Linked DNA regions of Mus musculus: region 2 is linked to region 1. Evidence: chromatin contacts called from ENCODE Hi-C or POLR2A ChIA-PET data. All regions are on one chromosome and are shown on one strand. The core of a region is the stretch at or near the end of the contact, and the rest is flanking DNA. Distances in the headings are between cores, read along the strand shown. Region 1 holds the start of Camsap1 (calmodulin regulated spectrin-associated protein 1). Region 2 holds the start of Ubac1 (ubiquitin associated domain containing 1).

Region 1 (6,522 bases), core at 3,391-5,890:
AGGCAGGTGAATTTGTGAGTTTGACATCCAGAGCTCGGCTATCTGTACCTTCTGTAGCTCCCTAGTGTCAGATTCCCTCCTAAAACTGCACCTATTGTGAGAATTCTTTCCCTGGGGAGACAATACCAATCCCCTCTTCATAAGGGTAAGGCCCCAAAGACAAATCAAAGTTCACTGTGCAGAACCAATGAATTTATTTGGCCTTACTTACAGAACATGGGTAAAGTGCTCCTTATAAAAGTGTGGGACTCTAGAGCAGCTGCGTCAGAATTTTTTTGTTTGTTTTGTTTTATTTTGTTTTTCGAGACAGGGTTTCTCTGTATAGCCCTGGCTGTCCTGGAACTCACTTTGTAGACCAGGCTGGCCTCGAACTCAGAAATCCGCCTGTCTCTGCCTCCCGAGTGCTGGGATCAAAGGTGTGCGCCACCATGCCTGGCTCTAGAATTTTTTTTAAGGTACACCTAGCTGTCATGGAACCTGCTATGTAGACTAGGTTGGCCCCTAACTCAGAGTGCTTGGATTAAAGCATGAGATACTATGCCTGACTTTGCACCAGATGGTCTTTACCCATCATAGTTGGCTTCCCCATAGGTGCAAAGATGGAAGTCTCCACTTTCAGCTAGGGCACCTGCAATCAAAGCTTTATTACAAATGGCCGGGACATGCCACAGGGAGCAGCTGGAATCTCAGGCAAGGGCCCAATGACCGTTCTTACTCCCTCCTTCCACAGTTGATCTGATAAACCTGGCAGCAATTCTGCTCAAAGACCAGCACCGTACAACAGCACTCCATGCCTGGGGCTTCTGCTTTCCTTTATGGCACTGCCTCCCTGGGCCTTGTCTCTCTGCTACAGTAACTGTGTCTCATGCCTCCGAGGGCCTCTGTTTGCCTTTATAGTAGCAGCATCCCATGCCTTCCCTACTCTTCTGTTCACTTTACCTCAAACTTTCTAAAAGGGGCTAATTTTGAGTATCAACTTTGGGGGATTTAGAGTCATGTGTGAGGAAAACTCCTGGACATGTCTATGAGGGCATTTCCAGAGAGGCTGAACTGAAGTGAGACAACCCGTCCTGAATGTGGGTGGCACCGTCCTACAGGGTGGTGATCCAGACTGAATAGAAATGAGGTCACCAGCTGAGCACAGGCATTCCTTTTGGCCACCTCACACTCCTGCTTCCATCCCGTCCCTGTCATGATGGATTCTACCCTCCGAGGATGCCCATCCCTTTAGTCCTTTGTTTCACAAAAGTGTCTGTCAGGGATAGTAAGTCATCATGGAAACCAGGAGTCCTTCTCCAGATCCCCGAGCCCTCCAGGTTCCTTCTCTCCTCTGCCTCTCGCCTTGGTTAGGCCCAAACCCCTGGGCTTGGATTAAAATGGACAGATTCCTAGAAAGACACAAAGTATGGAACCTGACTCAAGAAACAGGTGACCTAAGCAGGCCTCTAGCAATGAACTAAGTCTGTCTGAAAGGCCACCGCAGAGTCACCACGCTTGGTCCCTTGTAGCTGGACTTTGGCTAGCTACTTTGTGGGTTCTTTTTTCTTCTACCCTTCTTCTTCCACCATTCTAACCTTTTAACACTAGATAGCGGGGAGAATGAAAGAAATCCCAGATGAAGTCAGGTTGGAAAGGGGCAACGATGTCATTAGACTACTTCCTGATGATTTGGGTGTAGACCTGCTTGGGACAGCTTTGATCTTTACTGTCAGGATATCTAATTTTTTCTTCTTTCTTCTTTGCACATGCTGCTTAACAAACTATAACCAACAGAATCCAACCAACAGCCCACACAGACTCTTGGGGCGCTGGCATTTATACAGCCTCGGAAAAGTCCCCAGAATTCCAAACATCACACAATCCCAGAAACTGTCTGCTGCTGGCACAATCACACCCCTGCTAAAGCACGAGGTAAATCAGTCAGCTGCTGTGGACATCTGAAGTAACCCTACATCCCACACTTGGGGTTAAAACAAGAACATATTCCCATAACCTCTCTCTCTCTCTCTCCCTCCCTCTCTCTCTCTCTCTCTCTCTCTCTCTCTCTCTCTCTCTCTCTCTCTCTGTGTGTGTATGTGTGCGTGTGTGTGTTTTTAAAAGAAACTGACATACTTACTACAGTCCCTGGAATCCGCTGAGGAAGAGGAGAGTGGACTCTGGAAAGCTATCCTCTAACTGCCACAAGTGCACATGGCACGTGCACTCACCTCATTCTCCTCACCCCGAGCCAGCTACTGAGGCAAGGTCAAGGTAGGTCTATCAGATACTTAGAAACCATCTCTTCCCCAAACTGTGAGAAGGGCCAAGCATGGCAGTGCACATCTACAATCTTAACACTGTGGAAGGCTAAGCAGGAAGAATCCAGAAGTTGGAGGTCAGTGTGACGGCATACAGAATGAATTCCAGACCAGCATGGCAGTAAGACTGTGGCTCAAATAATTAAGTCAAACCAAAGCAAGAACATAAAAGAAACACTCCCAAGTTATTTTACTTGCCCACTAGCAATCTGCTTCTAAAGCCACACAGACACCACATGCAAACTGCAGACTACAACGTGCCATGAACACTCAAGACACAGTAAACAAAGCTAGGTAGTATGTATGTATGTATAAAAAGGACTATGCTCCATGCCAAGTGGAATTTCTTCCAGACTACAGGGGAGGAACAGTATCTGAACACCAGACAATGTTATAAACGACAGACAGACTAAAAGCCTCTACATGACCACCAGATACAAAACAAAGCACCACACAGATGTACAATGGATGGATTTTCTGAGCTTGATAAGAGACACCCATCAAACCGAACAGCATCACAGTCAGTGCAAACTGGATGCTTCCACCAGATCACAAGACAAGGGGTCTGCTTTCCCCTGCTATTCCACAGGGCACTGGGGCTCTAGACAAGGCAGGAAGGAGGTAAGAATGCTCTTTACCCACAGATAACATGTCTGAAACCATTCAACTAGCAAATGGATTCCTCAGAGCTGCAGAATACAAAGCCAGAACATCAGACCACCATCCCTGGCCCCCTTTCTTCTCTCTCCTATATTCTCAGGTTTGTCCTGTTACCTACCTGGCATTCCACCCCCCCCCCCCCGGCCCCATCCCAGTCCGGCCAAGTTCTGCTGTCCCACCACCTTTGGCCCCAAGTCTGAGCCTTGCTGGTTTTACACACCGGGGTTTAGATCAGCCTACCATAGCAGCCCAGTCTACTGCTCCTCGGACAGACACTAGGCTCACTTTTTACTCCTTTCTGCCCAAATGTCATTCTCTTCGGTCTCTCCATGGGTACCCAGCCCTAACCAATTTTTATTTCATTTTATTTTAAACAGGGTCTCACTATGTGGTTTTGGCTGACCTGGAACTCGATTAGAAACAGGGTGGCTCTGAAGTCACTGAGATGCACTTGCCTCTGCCTCCCAAGTGCTGGGTTCAAGATACTTGCCACATGAGGCCACTATCCATTTTTTGTTTGTTTTGTTTTTTGAGACAGGGTCTCATCTCCAGTAGCTGAAGCCGGCCTTGAATTTCATCTAGATCCTCCTGCCTCCAGTCTCCCCACTGCAGGGATTACAATCATGGGATACCATGCCCAGGCTCATCCGCGGCTCTTTCTGACTACATCATACATGCACTTGGACTTGAGGGACAGCTACCTGTACAACATCCACTCTACACACTGCCTTCTTCATACATAGGGCGGCTCTGGCAATGACAGAAGTTAAACACCTTGAAGTTTGCAGATGATGGTTAGTAAGGTCACCCACGCCCGGGCCGGAGGGTTCCTGAGCCTTCCCAGGGGCTGGTGCGCACACAGTCCGCTCTTCAGTGACATCTTTCTCCTTCCGCACCCAGTTTTCAAAAATATACTATTGCTCCTTTCAAGCACTAAAATGCAGGTCACACGCGACGATGGTCCTAGGCTGGCATCCATTTCCCTTAGATGCCAAAACTGGTTGAGAGATCTGATAGTGCCCACCGAGGAGGAGGAGGAGGCGGAGCTCGCGGTTGCTCCGGACTCCCGAGAGCTGCGGGGATTGTTTCTCTGGGCTAATCTCAGGCGCAGTTCTCGAGCCGCACACACTCTGCGACGCCCACTTTCTGCCAGTCCGGGCGGAGACGTCTTGGCATCTCAGTCCACAGATGCAGCACCGGTGCAGACTCTAAGGGCGCTCAGTTCTCAGAGAGCTGGCCTTGCCAGAGGTAGAGGCGAACGTCTCTGCACACAGGACTGAGGCTCAATCAAGGCCAGAGATTAGTCTCTCAAGTTGCTAGGAAACAGGCTAGCCCTCAGAAGAGAATACTGCGCCTGCGCGGGATCCGGACAGGGGCGTGTCCACTGTGCCGGGGGGTGGGCGGGGAGGGGCCGGATGGACTAGCGTGTATGCAGCCTTGAGGACGAAGTAGAGGCGGGGCCGAGGGTGTGTCCATAGCTACTAAGGACACGGACTGGGCTAGGTTAGAGGGGCGTGCCTACTCTGCAGGACCAGGGCTGGGGGCGGGGCTGAGGGTGTACCCAGAGCATCTGAAGAAGGGGACAGGTACGGAGCCTTCAGGAGGAGGGCGGGGCGAGCGGGCGGTGTTACGGGCGGTGCCTACTGCGCTTGCGGAGAAAGGTGGGGCTGCGGGGGGCGGTAAGTGCGCCTGCGTGACGCGGCGGCGGCGCGTTAGCTCCCACCCGTTGGCCGCCGCCTCAGCTGCCGCTTCTCCTGGGCCGCGCACGCGCCTCCGCCACCGCCCCCGGCCCGTGCTCGCACCGCGCTTGCCCCGCGCCTGCCCCGCGCCTTCCTCGGCCGGCGCTTGCCCGCCGCCGCCTGCCCGGCCCGCTCGGCGCCTTCTCGGCCTCGGCTCGGCGCCCGCAGCATGCAGCAGCCTGGGTGGCGGCGGCGGCCGTGAAGTAAGGGCCGTGCGCCCGGGCGGGCGGCGCGGGAGGGCGGCGGCGTCTTTGTTGCGGCCGGGCTGCCGCGGCCTTTGTCTGCAGATGGTGGACGCGGGCGGTCGCTGTGCCGCCGAAGGCTGGAGGAGGATGGAGGCGCCCCCGGAGGGCGCCGACCTGGTGCCGCTGGACCGCTACGACGCGGCGCGGGCCAAGATCGCCGCCAACCTGCAGTGGATCTGTGCGAAGGCCTATGGCCTAGGTGGGCGGGCGCGGCGGGGTCCGGGGTCGGGGGATGGGATTACAGGGAGACGGACGGGGAATGAATCCGGTTCCAGGATGGTACTAGAGGGGAGCCGACGGGGAACGCACTGGTTTCGGATGCGACCGGGAGGTGTCGGACGGGTATAGGAGCCGGGGTATGGGACCAGAACTGGGGTCGGACTACGACGGGGGATGGGACCAGAGGGGAACGCGACGGCCGCAGAATGGGACCAGAGGGAGACCGACGGAAACGACCAGGTATGAGACCAGAGGGGTCAGAAAAGGGACTGACATGCTGGGGGATGAGAGCAGAGAGTTTCGGACGTTGGACAGACGGGGCAGGTTGGGACCAGAGGGGATCTGACGGGTCTTGGGGGGATGAGACGCACGGGAGGAGGTTGTAAGGTCTAGGGACAAGGAATGGAGACAGAGCCAAGATTGAGAATGAGGCCGGTGACAGGGCCAAGGCGCGCCTTCGCGTGGTGTCAGTTCAAGTCTTGCTGTTCTGGCGGCGGCCCAGGTGAGCGAGCGCTGAGGTAGCCCAGGGTCGGTCCAGGCATGGGACTGTGTTCGCGTGTCATCCATGCTCTCTGAGTCTCGGTGGGTGGAGGGTGCCTATCATGTGCAGTGTTATTCTCTGGCAATTGGACTGGTCCTCTAAGTCCAAGAAAGACTCTTACCTAAATAACCACTGCTTAGCTGTTCCTTACTGCATCAGGGTGACTAGAAGGCTGGATAGTTTGAGACTTAGTCTCAAACTAGAGTTCCAGCCAATCTGGTTTATATATTATGAAATTTGGTACTTAACAGAACAGAAGTTATTGGATACTCCAAAGATACATTATGTGTAATACAGATTGTATAGAAACCATCATCTCCTTTGGTTAATTCCTGTTGTAAAGAGCAAGGTAACCTTGTTTATGAAGCCTAATATGCTTAGTAGGATTAGGATTCTCTGATTTGGTGCTCTGGGAACATTGCAGACCAAATAGTGCTGGTAATGAGTTGGTTGGGAGGCTCTAGTATCAGGGCAGGTGTCTTGTTTTAGGCATAAAACTATGATAAATGAAGCATAAATTACCCTTGTGCTGGCAAAAACATTACCTGAAGACTTGGGTTACTGAGATAACCCTTTCAGGAAAGGGTTAGGTGACCACTTTGGAAAACTTGCTAAGCAGGTGTGCTCGGTGACAGTGGCCTCCAACTAGTCATAAGAACAAACTGTTTTGTGAGTCTTGGGATTAAATAAACTGCTTTATTTTAAATTTACTTCTGTGGTATAAAACTAGCAGTGAGGAAGAAATTCTTTTATAGTTTTCAGTGTTATAATTCTTGGTCACTGTTTCTATTCAGTGCAGGGCTTTACCTTACTTAAAAAAG
Region 2 (6,583 bases), core at 3,703-6,202, 38 kb before region 1:
CTGCTCCCAGAAAGGCTGCAGGAGGCTTTACCACTTCATCCAGTTCCGAGGCACCACCATTTCTACTAGCGCAAAATGGAAGGTTGACATCAGGCCAGACCCCTGGGTTTTGACTTTTTGTTTCAGAGACACAGAGGAGATGCAGAAAGTCCAGCTAGGTGTCCAGTCCTAGTTCATACTTCCAGACAGAAAAGCTTGTGGAAGTTAAGGTTACACAGGTCTAGCCTACACCAAAGCTAGGACTTGAATTCGGGGCCTGTGCTGGTCTGGGCCAAGCTTCCCATCCTTTCGCTCCAGTCACAGGAGCCTAAGAGTGGACAGTATCCCAGTGCTGGGGCAGGGGTAGCCTGCTCTTGGTTCTACCACTGATATTCCCCTAAGCTGATAGAGTGGCAAGGTGTCCTGGTGTCCCCTTGGTCCCTTGAGGAAGAAACAGAGCCCAGCTCCCAGATGACTGGAATGATGGCTGCTATCTCATTATTTTGGGAGCTGGCAAATTACTATTCATGACAGTAAACTTAAAAATGAAATAATAAGTCTGTCCTTATAAAAAGCAAATTGAGATGTCGGAATATTCATGAGCTGTGACTTCATGGGAAATGGCAGCCGCGGGGAGATTAACATTTGGTTAAGTCAGCAGCCAGCAGAACTTAGGGAAATGCGCCTGTCAGTCTGAGGAGATGGTGATTAATACTTCCTGTTTGCGGCCCCTTAACGGGTGCATTTTAATGTAATAATTAATTAACCTTGGGGATCACTCACATTTCACAACTCCTGATGCTGTGGCTTGGGGGTGGGAGGTTCTTTCTGCCTCATTTCTGTCCACCTTGGGCACTGGATCCTTGGGGCTGACCTCCCGGGGAGCTGAGAGGTCAAAATTGAGCCCAAATGTCACTGGGAGGCGGGGGCTTGTATGTGCAGAATGGGGTAGCATAGGGAGGATAGGGGACAGCAACACAGTCCTGTGCTAGTAAGTGCCCACGGCCTCTCCGCTAGTGCTGCAACTTGAAGGTCCCCAAACTCATGCCCACTTGGAACCCGAGAATATGGCTTTGAAGGAGGGGGTCTTTAGGTCCTTTGGTTTAAGATCTCAGATGAGCTTGTTCTAGTTTGGGTGGTGCTGATTCAATAACGGGTTTCCTTATAAGAGGAGAGAACACGCCAGGCGGTGGCGGTGCACGCCTTTAATCCCAGCACTTGGGAGGCAGAGACGGACAGATTTCTGAGTTCAAGGCCAGCCTGGTCTACAAAGTGAGCTCCAGGACAGCCAGGGCTACACAGAGAAACCCTGTCTCAAAAAACAAAAAACCAACCAACAAAACAAAACAAACAAACAAACAAAAACCAAGAAAGAAAGAGGAGAGAACACGAAGACTCAGCAGGGAATAGTCCAGCTATATGAGCCAAGGTTAAGGGTGTCCAGGGCTGAGAGAGCCGCTGGGAGGGGCCTGGGATGGCCAGTCCCAATGGGAACTTGATGCTGATCACGAATCCCCAGCACAGGTGAGAAAACATTCCTGTTGTTTCGAGCCACAGGCTCCTTTGTGGAGCTGTAGCTATCCCAGGACACTCTAACCGTGGTCAGCCATGGTGGCTGGTGTTTAGGCAGCTCAGGAAGGCCTTGGGGTGAGGGTGGGGTGGGGTGGGGGGATAGGGGCTCTTTAGAAGCTGAATCAGATGACCTGGTACTGGCTTTGTCTCCCCTCTCTCCTATTGTAAAGTGTTGGACCAGAGATACACTTCTCAAACTGGATCCCCTCAGTGCACCACAGGGGAGCATGGAAGCATGCCCTTCTATTTCCTTCACTTGTTGCCTGGAAAACACAGTTATCCTTCATGGCCCATTCCCAGCAACCTCCTCTGGTGGTGCTGCTCCTCAGTGCTCTACACATCCCATTCTGCAGGTTGCCAAGCCTTGGGGTTCCAGGTCGAACCCACACCTGCACACCTGCACACCTGCTCACCTGCTCACCTGCACACCTGCTCCTGCGTTTATGTTCACCACCTACCAGTACCATACATACTGGTATTCCTACAGACACAAACACACACCAGCATACTCCCATATAAATGCATTCATATACATCTGTACACAAACATATGTACATCCATATACATGCTTACACAGTATGCACATTCATTCCATACAACCAGCCAACTCACAAATACCTGCTCTGAGCTGACAGTGGCTTATTCGCGCCTTCTAGTGGTCTGCTCCAGGTATTGCAGTATCCCCCTTTTTTGGTAAAATTTGCAGTGTGGGGACTCTGTCCTGTTCATGACTAGCAGAAGCATTTGTATCAGAGCTGATGCCCTTTTTGCAGGGAGAGCCTTCCCACCTTGTCTACCATAGCTAATGCCAACACAACATGTACTACATTACAACATAACATGTACATGACACTACACAGGGCATGTTTCCCCAGGGTGCTTGCCAGGGCAGAGGGTAGGAGGCCATGGGAAGGAGGGCCATGTTCCTGTCAGCCACCTCCTCCTGTGAACTCTTGGTGCTGGAGTGGAACCAGTACCTGGTGTGGCAGCCATCTTGCCACAGATCTGCCAAGACTGGCTCTCTGGTTCCTAGATGGGCCCTGGACCTGTCATACTCAGACCAATTGAGATGGAGAGCTGACTGGCTCTGGGAGCATCTGACTTGTTCTGTTCTTGAAAACCATATAGATAGGAAGGTGACCCTAAGGGTGTAAGTAGTGTTACAAGCTACAGGTTGCTTGGATCTTACTTGTCAAGCTTTGTGAGGTAGGGCCTGGACTAGGGGATCCAGTGTGAAGGTAGTACTGTGTTTGCCTAGGTGGGCCCTGTGTTGAATGAACTTCCGACTTTTACCTAGTCTTCTTGGCCAGTGGAGATTCTGAGAGAGCCCCTAGGGACCACTCTGTACATTTCTTTTTTTCCTCTGGGGTGGCTAAAACTAATTTCTGTTGCTTTAATTAAGAGTCTTCGGGCTGGTGAGATGACTCAGCGGGTAAGAGCACTGACTGCTCTTCCAAAGGTCCTGAGTTCAAATCCCAGCAACCACATGGTGGCTCAAAACCATCCGTAACGAGATCTGACGCCCTCTTCTGGAGTGTCTGAAGACAGCTACAGTGTACTTACATATAATAAATAAATAAAATAAATAAATAAATAAATAAATAAATCTTTAAAAAGAAAAAAAGAGTCTTCAGAGCCTTGTCTGGCTGGCCCATCGCAGGAAAACAGGATCTGCCAGCCAAGGAACTTCACTCAACCCTCCCCGTTGCATCCCCAGCATAAACAGCAGGTACTCTACGAGCACGCGCCTTCCTATAGGCAGGCAGGGAGGGGACAGCATGTTCTCTGAAGCAGAGACTGAAACTGGACAAGGTACAGAATGGCACCAGATGGGCAGAAGCTGAGTCTCCATGCAAGCTCCTTGCCTTAGCCCAGCTGGTGAGTAGAGGGAGATGCATTCTCCCTTGAATACTGCATGAGCACCCACAGAGCTGTGCCTGCCGGGCTTCTGTAGTAAGGCTGACCTGGGAGGCTGGGCAGCCTATCCTTCCTCATAGTGCTCTGAGGGGTATCTCTGTGTTCACATAGAAGCCTGGAGGTTTTGGAGGAGAGGATCTGTTGTCTCCAGCTCCAAAGGGACCTCATACACACATTGCAAAGATCACTGTCTCCACAATTCCTTCTGCTCACTTCACTCTTGGGAATCCTGGAGAGCCAGATCAAGCATATGGAAGGGACTTGTCCCGTGTCCCTCTGGGTACTTCTTTCAGTATATCCAGTGGTAGGATGCTGAATGGGCTATGTGGAAATACTTGCAAACATTCTTATTATGCCCTAGGTGGCACCATGACAGGCTTCCAAGAGAAAGAGGACATTAGGCCTCTGAAGACTGGGGCTTAGTAGCCTAGGCTTTGGACAAAGAGCAAGGGGTTTGTTGGGGAGAGGCCTGGGGAACTTGAAGACCAGCTGGAGGGGCCTCAGACCCACTCCTCACAACCCTTATTGCTTAGTTCTGTACCATCTGCCAAGACACAGATCTGTGGCAAGAGCTCATGGATCTTGTCAAAGATGACTATGAACTTGAACTGTTCCTCCTACCTCCACACCACCATTCCTGGATCACTAATAATTATGATATTATTTATTTTTTATTTGTTTTTTTTTAGCTTAAAAAGATTTATTTTGTAAGTATTGTGCTTACATATATGTATCAACAGTGTGTCTGATCTTCAAGATAATTCTGAAGCACCATTGTGGGTTCTGAGAAACACAGGATCCTCAGCAAGAGTAGAAAGTAATCCTAACCACCGAGCCAGGGCCCCCCATCCCGTATGTGTGAGTGTGTGCGCGCATGCGTGTGTGTGTGTGTGTGTGTGTGTGTGTGTGTGTGTGTGTGTGTGTGTACGCACGCGCATTTGTATGTGTTTTATGCAGGCTTGTATTCCAGAGTGGTTCTGAACTCATTATGTAGTCAAGGATGACCTGTTTGACCTTCTGGTTCTGCCTAAACGTTCAGGATTATAAACCTGTGCCAGGCGTATGCTGCGCCGAGGAGCAAACCCAGGGCTTTGTGCATGGCATACAAGCACTTACAACTGTGACACATTTCTAGTGCCCTGACCCAGACGTATTATCTTGTGTACTTGACTCCGGAGCCCTTTTCAATTCCAACAGACCAGCAAATCAGGTAACAAGGCTGGGAGGTGCTGAAGGAATGAGGTATATGGAGAACTACAACTCCCGGTATGCATCTGACCCACCTCACACATTAATTTTTGGTAAGGGGGCCGTGAGCCTGCCTGGGAACGACAACTCCCGGCGTGCCTTGGTGCACTTTACCTATTTCCGGCGCGGTGCGGGCGGGGGGTGCGGGGGGTGGGGTGGGCAACAGCAGAATGCCTGCCAAAAAAAAACCACATTTCCCGGCATACCCACGGGCGCTCATTACGCACTTCCGGCGCGGCTGCGACCGCGCGCTCCGGGCGGCTACGGCGACACGGGCAGTGGCAGCAAGGGTACAGCTCCTGCCCCTTCAGTGACGGGCGGCGGAGCTGACAGGAGCCGGGGCGGGGCGGCGGCGGCCAGCGAAGGAGCGCACGGCGGCCCGGCCCCGCCCCTGGTCCTCCCGCCAGCCTCAGTGACCTTCACTGGTTCGGGCGGCGGGTGCAGGCCCGGGCGGCGGCGCGATGTTCGTGCAGGAGGAGAAGATCTTCGCGGGCAAGGTGCTTCGGCTGCACATCTGCGCAGCCGACGGCGCCGAGTGGCTGGAGGAGGCGACCGAGGACACATCGGTGGAGAAGCTCAAGGAGAGTTGCCTCAAACATGTAAGGCCGAGCTCCTTACGACCCAGTTCCACCTCTGCCTCCGTTCTGAAAACCAGAAACCTAGACTTATGTCCCAGACTCCGCCCCAGTCCCCAGCCTTCTGGTTGCCCCGACACTCCTATCTCTACCTAGACGCCAGATTTTCGCTTCTTCCTGGACCGGTCCCCAGTCCCTGCCGTGCAGCCCGCTGCTCCCAGCCTTCGCTCCTCCGGGCCTGGGCAGCGCCTTCCGCTCCTCCAATCACAAACCTAGTGCTCAGAGAAGAGCATCTGGCCCCCGCTGTTGAGCGAGCTTTATTTAATTTCTGCAACGTGCTAGGGAGGTGAAGGCGAGAGTGAACAGAGACTGGGAGAGGCAAAGGCAAGGGATCATGGTTTTCTAGCCTTGGGGCTTGCCTGCTGTTGGGATGAGCTTTTAGTTTCCTCCAGAAGCTGGAAGTAACTAGATCCCATTATAAGAGGACTGGCTCCTTGCCTGAGGAGCCAGCTGCTAGGAGCCCATGGCCGGGACTTGACACTTAGCAGTAGTCACTTAAAATAGTGTCACTGTGGGACAAGTTCCTTGGCTTCTACTTTCTATTGGGGCAACAGTTGATTGAGTGGGAAGGTCCAGGATGACTGTCTCCTGCCAGCAAGTGGCATTTGTTAAGTTTACTTACATTCAGTGAACGTTGTACTATAGTTAGCCTTTTAGTTTTAGTTAAGTCTTGGAATTAGTTCTTGAAGCCTTCCTGGCTCTAACTGCTCCCAGTTGAAGATGAAACAGATGTCTGTTAGACACTGGTAGCCTATGGAAGCACCATGCCAGACAAGATTAGTGCCAGATAGCTTTTTAGAGGGGACTCTTCGGAAAGTTAGGGATCTACAGCAGTAGGTTGTGTTAAAGTTCAGCATTGTGTTTCCTCTAAAGGCAGTCTTCAAGTTACTATAGCAGCTGCTTGCAAAGGGTAGTTTATCATCTGTGTGCCTTTGTGTAGTCAGTGTGTAATGTCAGGCAGGCTCCAAGAGATCTGTTTCAAGCCCCTCTTCTGCAGTGCATTAGATGTTGAGTAACCGTGGGTCTCAGTGTCTGTGGTTCACCTCAATGAGGCTCACATACAGGACAAAATGTATTTTAGACTGCCCAAGGAGTCCCCAACCTTTAAGCTTGTGTTGAGCCTGTGGATTTTCTCAATAGCAAGACCCAGAGGCTCAGCAGAAGCTTAAAGACTGGGGCCTCCTTGGGCATCTAGACTGTTCCCTAGCATCCATGCTGGCCTAGTACTATGC

Evidence for each region. A loop is a pair of places that touch in the nucleus more often than their neighbours do. ChIA-PET counts read pairs that join two places held with the same protein, here RNA polymerase II (POLR2A).
Region 2: a map of left cerebral cortex shows a loop between it and region 1 (7-fold over the local background). The contact joins the promoter of Ubac1 here to the promoter of Camsap1 in region 1. A Hi-C loop is called at or near these places in 12 of 37 maps with a recorded cell type or tissue (adrenal gland, gastrocnemius, heart and 2 more). POLR2A ChIA-PET finds 5 or more read pairs at or near these places in 5 of 5 experiments (Patski and embryonic stem cell).

Annotation. Positions count from the first base shown.
Region 1 is chr2:25,981,400-25,987,921 of GRCm38, reverse strand. It overlaps Camsap1 (calmodulin regulated spectrin-associated protein 1), which reads left to right and starts at 4,640. Exons shown (of 18, transcript NM_001372499.1): 1 at 4,640-5,140. The coding sequence starts at 4,984.
Region 2 is chr2:26,020,129-26,026,711 of GRCm38, reverse strand. It overlaps Ubac1 (ubiquitin associated domain containing 1), which reads left to right and starts at 4,952. Exons shown (of 10, transcript NM_133835.2): 1 at 4,952-5,315. The coding sequence starts at 5,178.